3 separate regions of the Homo sapiens genome follow, and regions 1 and 3 are each linked to region 2. The links are chromatin loops, found by intact Hi-C in ENCODE. Cell type or tissue: HepG2. All regions are shown on one strand. Region 1 has its middle 52 kb from the start of NALF2. Region 2 has its middle 2.0 kb from the start of EDA. Region 3 holds the start of NALF2 (NALCN channel auxiliary factor 2).

What was found. Peaks named below come from ENCODE experiments on the same cell type or tissue, not always from the same donor. Only the 100,000 strongest peaks of a DNase experiment are listed, where the experiment ranks them.
Region 1: it touches region 2 in a loop (6-fold over the local background); 5 of 110 quality-filtered maps call a loop at or near these places.
Region 3: it touches region 2 in a loop (12-fold over the local background); 23 of 110 quality-filtered maps call a loop at or near these places.

Annotation. Positions count from the first base shown.
Region 1 is chrX:69,555,353-69,557,852 of GRCh38, forward strand. No RefSeq gene overlaps it. Among named protein-coding and RNA genes, the nearest start is that of NALF2, 52 kb to the left of the region's middle. In HepG2, no CTCF peak of the experiment used is centred here; DNase peaks (open chromatin) are centred at 1,189 and 1,609; H3K4me3 peaks cover 1,447 bases.
Region 2 is chrX:69,612,903-69,615,402 of GRCh38, forward strand. No RefSeq gene overlaps it. Among named protein-coding and RNA genes, the nearest start is that of EDA, 2.0 kb to the right of the region's middle. In HepG2, no CTCF peak of the experiment used is centred here; a DNase peak (open chromatin) is centred at 1,259; H3K4me3 peaks cover 115 bases.
Region 3 is chrX:69,502,259-69,504,758 of GRCh38, forward strand. NALF2 (NALCN channel auxiliary factor 2) reads left to right here and starts at 2,068. Exons shown (of 3, transcript NM_015686.3): 1 at 2,068-2,500. In HepG2, a CTCF peak has its summit at 1,414 (motif pointing right); DNase peaks (open chromatin) are centred at 1,353, 1,633 and 2,043; H3K4me3 peaks cover 942 bases.

The DNA.
Region 1 (2,500 bases), 58 kb before region 2:
CCTGGCAAGAGATGGCAGGGGTGCACAGAAGAGATGGGCAGGAGCGCAGCCTTCTGAAGCAAAAAGAGTTGGAGTGGGATTCTGGGTGGAGAGGCCAGGGAGAAAGGGGCAACAGTGAATGAAGAGGCCCCAGCCTGGCCAAGCTCAGCAACTGAGAGGCTGGGTGGGGCCTAGGCTTTGGAGACTCAATCCCTCTTCCTTGGGGGAAGTGCCAGGGGTGGGGCCATGGACAGCTTAGCTCTCCAGCCCCTTAGCAGCCCTTCCTAACTCACTGGTAATCTGTTTATATGTTTATTTGCAAGATTGGTTTCTGCTTCAGTGAGGGGGGGCTTGGATCTCTGCCCTCAGGCCCTCAGTTCTGAGTTAAACTTCCCTAAGGAGCGGACTGCAGGCTCTCTGCCCCATTTGGCTGACTTTCCTCTGCCCTCTCTGTTCCTTGGGACCCTGACTGGTGGACAAGGAAGTTCCGGGTGGGAAGGGGGTCTGGTCTTCCAGGACTGGCCAGAGAAGCGAAGGGCTCTGGTTCCCTACAGGCCCAGACATCTGGGGCGGGGGTGGGGTGGGTCTGGGCAGGAACTCCGGCTTCATAGGAACCCTGAGAAAATCAAACTGAAATCCTGCCCAGGGAAATCTGCAGTTGTCCAACAAGAGCTTCGCTTTAATACATGTGGTAATTTTTTTGTTGTGCTTATTCAGACTGCAGCAGCTGCAGAGGGAGAGGCCCGTGAAGGGGGCAATGAGACTGGAGTGGGGTGGCAGGGTGGGGAAAAGGTAAAGGCCGCGTTGCCACGGAAGACCAGAGCCTAATGAGGGGAAAGCGGTGAGGTGCAGGCACTTGGGCCTTGGGAGAGGAAATCCCGGGGAATGCAGGACTGAGTCTGAAGACAGACAGCAAAGAGAGGGCCAGTGAGAGCCTGACTGGGGAGGCGCATGGTTTGGATGATGGTGGTGGGGGCCGAGGAGGGAGGGCGTGAGAAAGCAACCCTTTTACTGCTGATGGATATTGTCTCTTACCATAAGTCAGCATGTGAAGTATTTGTCTATTGCAAAACTGGAGAGATAAAATTCTGGAAGGTCATTCCCAAGGATAGGAGAGGGGCACCTGAATGAATCATCAGAGAAACCCAGGGGAAGTGGGTGGAGTTCGTAACCTGAACTAGGAAAGGCCTGATGATTCACTGGGCTCCAGGCCTGTCAATCCACTGTACTCTGCCAATGGTCTGAGAACTGAAGGTGTCCCTCAAACATGACACTGGAATTCAGTGAGTGCTGTAAAGGGGGAGGGGAGGGAGTTTTGAAACAGGAAGCGACAGGGAGTCTGCTACTGCCCTTTGAAGGGGGCTGACCTGAGTCATAGAGCTAGAAAGGACCTCGAGATCATCTGACCCAACCTCTTTGTTTTATACTCAAGGAACCGGCATTCAGAGAAGGGAAGAAATTTGTCCAAGGTCACAGAGTTAGTGAACTACGTAGACAAACAGGCTTCAGAAAGAGGCCACATAGGTTACTAGAGAGAATAGTCTCAGGTGTTAGCCCAGATAGGGTCTGCAAATACTTGGCAAACATAATGCCGCTTCTCACTCCTCTGTCCCTGGTGGACATTGCACCCCAATTTCAGTGCTGACGCTACTTTGAAGTCCTTCTTAACTGAGTACACTAGGCATTGACATGGAAAATGAAAGCAATTTGTAATTTCAGGCCTACAATAACAGCTGTGTGTGTCACAGAAGGGTAGAACTAGTCCTAATGTCTAATTCGTTAGATACCATTATCGAAGGCTCTTTGGGTTGCAAGCAACTGAAGGAAGAGTTACCCTCAGGAAAGACAGGAACCAGGACTGCTTTGTAGATCTAAACAGTGGCAGTTGGTGGCCCCTCCTCATTAAAGCACTGCTACTCATGAGACCCAGCTTCAATGACTGGCTGCCACACTTTGTGTCTCCCGCTGCCGGTTTAAAATTCCTTGGAGAGTGAAGTTGTTTGGACCGAGTTGTAAGAGATTTTTAAACCCTGGAACAATAAGTGATGGAGCAGGGACAGGTCTACTGGATAGAAAATCAGCAGTGACTGCCATAGGGGTGGCACCTCCGCAGGAGGTGTCTACCAGATACGCTTCAGGAAAACCTAAGGGGACCAAGAGAAACAGGCTGGAGTGAAGGTGGGCTTTTCAGAGACCAGAGCCTAGAGGCATCTAAGAGGAGTTACGGAAACATCTGCTAGGCTACTTGAAGTGCAAGAAAGGCCACTTTTGGGGTAGATAAAGGAGTATATTCCTTACTCTGGGACCAGGAACCAGGGTAGTTCTCTCAGGGGACAGAAAAGATACTCAGGACAAGTATAGAGTTTCCCAGGGCAAGGAGGTAATCTGGCAATGTCCCCCATCTCCCTTCACCCCTCCCCACTGCAAAGCCAAATTAATAAAGCGGATTCTGGAAAGGACAGAGAATCCCACCAGCCCTAATGGTGGCACAAACCCAAACTTTCCAGGCAATGAGTCTGAA
Region 2 (2,500 bases):
TCCCTTTTTGGAATTCTAGGTAGTCTAAGTTACCGTGAGTGACTTCATGTCTTATTCATTTGACAAACAATATTGGTGCCTACTATGTGGTAGGTGCCATGCTAGGTATTAGAAATATCAAAATAAAACAATATTGGTGCCTACTATGTGGTAGGTGCTATGCTAGAGATTAGAAATAGCAAAATAGAAAGGACACAATTCTTACCATCAAGGAGCTCATAGTTTAGTGGTAAGAAATCCATGTGAAACATTCAAAATGCAGTGTGGTAAGTGATATCATCAAAGTATGCTCAGGGTGCAATGAAAGCACAAAGGAAGTCTGGTTGGAGTGAGTTGTGGGGCCATACCAGACAGAACATGTGAATTGATTCTTGAAGAATTTATCAGGTTTCTAAGGTAGGGGCAATCTTGACAAAGAAACTAGTTTGTTCAAAGGCACGGTGGTGTGAGAAGTGTCAGCAAATTTAGTAGTGTGCAAGCATGACTTCCTTGTAAAATGGTGGAAGATAATGTTGGAGAGACAGACTAGAGGGCATGTTAAGGAGCTTATATCTTGTCTCCCGTAGTACCTGGGATCAAAGAGGTAAGGTGAATGAGTGACAAGGACAGTAATGAAGGATAGAAGAAAGAGGTGGTGATGGCTGTGGAACTTGATTGTTCATGCTTATTTCAAGGAGACAGTTCTAGCTGAGTGTAGCCACATGGGAATGTGAATCCAGAGTTATAGGGTCTTCTGGTTTTTTAACAGAAAAGCAGGAAATCTGGATTTTTTAAAAATGTGAAATCTCCAGAGTTCCAATAGCTGACAATTGCTTTTTTTTTTTTTTAATTCAAAGGTTTAGTTGATACTGCACCGAACACAACACATCTGTTTGCTGGATGTGGCCTGCAGGCTGTCATTGAGACCTGTGCTTTAGGGGACAGGATACGTATGGAAGCATAGAAGCTAACTGAAACAAAACTTTAAAACACTTAAAAAATAACCACATACATTCCTCTCTGGATTGCCCCATTCCAACATTTCTACTGCATATGATGACACATGTTCTTTCTCTGGGGAAGCAAAGAGAGGTCCCAGGTCAAATGCAACCCTCAGGGCTTCTGAGGGCAATGGTGTAATCCAGAGTCTCAGTCAAGCCTGGTAGAACATGGTAAGGTGAGACCAGTGTGGCCCCTGAGCATCACCATCACCACCAGGAGATGGCTGTCATTTGTTTCCTTTTCATTTTAGAGGAAGAAAGGGCAGCCTGTTTAAACTGTGTATGCAAGAAAGTCAACATGGCCAGTGACAACACAGACAAAACACAGTGTAAAGGCTGTTAAAGTTCAAACTCCTCATTTTACTGCCGGAGAAACTAAGGCCCTGAAAAAGCACAGTGACTTGCTCAGAGGGACCCAGCAACCTAGTGGCAGGATGAAGTCTCCTGACTCCTGGTCTAGCATTCTTTCCAATAATCCCGGGCTGTGATAATTAAAGTAAATCAGCCTGGCAGTTTTCCTAGCATCTAGAATTCCTGGACTGGACAAGCAGGACTTGAGAGCAGCTGTTAAACACCTTTTTTCCCCTTAGCTCTAGGATGATGATATTCTTTGTGAACTTTATATTTCATGGGTAGGGGTTAAAGAGACGACACAAAGATGTTTTTGAAGCACTGAGACCATTCACAAAGTGTACAGAGAAAAGTTGTCTGTGGCTAATATATTTAAGGCTTATGACCTCTGTGCTCTCTGGACTGACCTGCCAGCAGATGCTTTTGGTTTTGTGTTTTATTTCTCTTATTTTGTCTTCTTTTCTATTTCTATCTATGTTTTTCTTCTCTTCCACCAGCCTAGGTCTTAGGCCTACACATAAGTGCCCCCGGCATTGCTGAGCCTCCATGATGACACTCAAGATGCCTGCTGCAAGTCAATAAAATTGTTAATTATTCATTACTCAATAACACGGAATGAGAGTGCGTAGTGACTATGAAGCATACATGGTTCCCCTGCTATGGTCATTTCGCTTTCTATAATCTCAGACTAGTAACTCTTGTCAATTGTGACTCTTGATTTAATCCTTTCCATCCTTCATTTCAGGGTCTATTGTTCTGCCTTTTGCCACTTTTTTTTTTTTATCTGAACCCGTTTCTGATTGGTGCAGCTGTTGAAGATGCTGCAGTTGCAGCAGTGTACATCTGGAACATTTGGCTGACTTGTTGAACTTCCCCCAGGGAGTACTCCAGGAGAAGGATGGGAGGGGTGGAGAGGCCAGAACAGTTGCCTGTAAATAAAGATGCCAGTAGTGTCTGGCCATTCTGTGGACCACACTTGTACAAATCCACTTCATTCTGGCCCTCGGTTTCCCTGTCTACTCACTGAAGACATACGTTCTCCAATCAAAACTGCTGCAGTGGAAGAAATCTATTCTGGCTGTGGATGCTCTCATACAGCATTTTTTGCATTGTACAGGGATCGATAGATATTTGTTGAATTAATTAATATATCAAGAAATCCTAGGAGA
Region 3 (2,500 bases), 110 kb before region 2:
GACATCCTTCACACACCGCCTTCTTTGCTACCTGTCCAGCCGGTCCTTACTCATCCCTTAAGGTTTCAACTAAACTCCTTCAGCTCAAGACACATATTTTACTCATGTCTATATTGCTGATGCCTAATACAGCATCTAGAATGTAATAGATCCTCAATAGATGTTTGACAAAGGAATGAATCAATGAATGAATGACTCAACTCCAGCGGCTGTGTGCAGAATCATCTCTGAGGGAATCTGGCAAAGTTGACTGGTCCCTCCCTCTATGGGAGGGACACCTACCATCCTTATTGCACTAGGTTGCAATTTCTTCTTTAACATGTCTGCCTCTCTAATTCAACTGTGAGCACCTCAAGGGCAGGGCCGTCTGATTCACCGCAGTATCCTACTTAGCCCCTAGCACAGTGCTTGTAACATAATGAATAAATAGGCCTCCCAAATGCCTGACAGTTTTGTCCCTTGTCTCATTTCCTGCTACTCCCTTCCCCACAAATTCTCACCATCAATATAGCCAAACTGCCACACTCGTGGCTTCACAAACATACAAAGCTGCTCCCTACCCCTGAAACTTTTCATCTGCATTCCTTTTATTTGGAATGCCCTTCTCAACCACCCACCCTAATCCTGCTACTTTAGAAACTAGCTCCATTTGTCCCTCTTCCAGAAACCTTTTATGTACCCACCCCAGTCCACCTCTGAGTAGTGCTAACGATGCCCACCCATTTCATTTGATCCTTGGCATCCCTTCGTGTTACTCAGGGGAAAACCAAGACTCAGAAAAGGAAAAGACTCTCAAGGGTACACAGCATATCAGCAGTTGAGTTATTTATCCAAGGCTCTAGTTCATGAATCCTCCCACTAGCCAATATACATGTCTTGTTTCCTTATATAGACTATAATTTCCTTTAAGGAAGGAATGCCTTGGCTCTTTCATCTTTCCAGGGCCTTACTGGAGTGTTAAGAGAATTCTAGAGTCAGACTGAGTTTCTTTTTTAGCTGCTCTGGTTACTTTAGGCAACAACCACACTAAACCTCAGCTTCTTTGTATGTAAATGAAGATAACAGTAGTACCTATCTCATAACACTGTTGTGAAGATTGGATGACGAATGCATGCAAAATGTATAGAGCAGTACCTAGCACATAGTACGCGCTCAATTAAGGCTATTTTCTTTATTGTTATTCTTAACATTAACAAATGCTTGCCGGCAACGGTTGACAAAAAATTACAATGTGAGTTACTGGGAGTGAGGAAGGCAAGCAGACCACAGGGTCAGTGGAGTCCAAACAAGGTTAGTGGCGCGTCAGGATGTTTGTACGTCCGAATTCCTAGTGCCATGTGACTCTGTGAGGGCCCAAGCACATGGTTCCATCCGGGCGGCGCAGCTTCTCTAACTCTCAGTCAGCTATTCTCAGCAGCCTGTAGGGGGAGCCAAAAAGCTAGGACGGGGGCTGGTGCTTGGGTGGGGGGCGGGCGGGTGGGGGGTGGAGGCTGCTGGAAATATTCCTAAGGGCAAACACCGACACCCCACCACTACTATCTTAGCCCACCGCCTTGCCCCCTCCAGGACGCTCTCCAAACTCAGTCTTCCTCAGCAGCTAAGCTGGGAGCTGTCCTTCAGCACCAAGGGCCGCCTTGTCCTCGGGCAGGACGGTGAGGGCGAAGGTGGAGTTAGGGACACTGGACTGGTCCGATCCGCAGCCGGCTCGAGCGTCTTCCAGTCACGGGGACGGCGGAGGCGACCCAGAGAGGCAGCAAGCAGCTACGAGATGCCTGCTGCTCCTTGCCTCCAAGAATCACCCTCAGAAGTCCCCTAGCCCTCGGGGGAGTGAGGGACGGCCATGGAGAGGAAGGCGGGCGCCCGGGTTAGTGGGGGAGGGGGAGCGCCGAGGCCTGGGACTCAGCGTGTGGCATGTGCACGCGGGCAGCGGGCGGATGAACGGAGGCGCTGAAGTGAATGGAGTTGGGGGTGGACTGGAAACATCCCCAAACAGCACCGGCTGCGGCCGGCGGGGGCTGGGGCGGGGTGGGGTGGGGGGAGTCCTGAGGCGCAGGCGCAGTCGGGGCACCAGTCCCGCTCCCTCCTCCTCTCCGTGCCTCTTTCTCCGCCCTGCTCCCCGCCAAACACACTTGCACAGGGGCTCTCAAGGTGTTCTCCGCACAGCGGAAGATGGCGACAGACTGAGGGTGCATGGCCAGCGGGAGCCACGGGGCCGTGCCGCTGGGCTGCAGCCACAGCGGTGCGAACGAGAGGCGGAAGCGAGAGGCGCACTAAGTAAAGCCCGGTGTCTGCGTCCGGCGCCTGTGGCGCTGCCGGGAGCCAGGTGGCCCGCCCGAGCCGGAACTCCAGGAGCAGCGGGTGCGGAGCCAGAGCGGAGCCCGCCAGGGACTGGCCCCGGCGAACACCCGGAGCGCGAACGAAGCCCGAAGGGCCCGGCAACGGACCGGCCGGCCGGCCTAGGAGGGCGCGAGCGAGGCAGGGAGCGGCGTGGAGCGGGCAG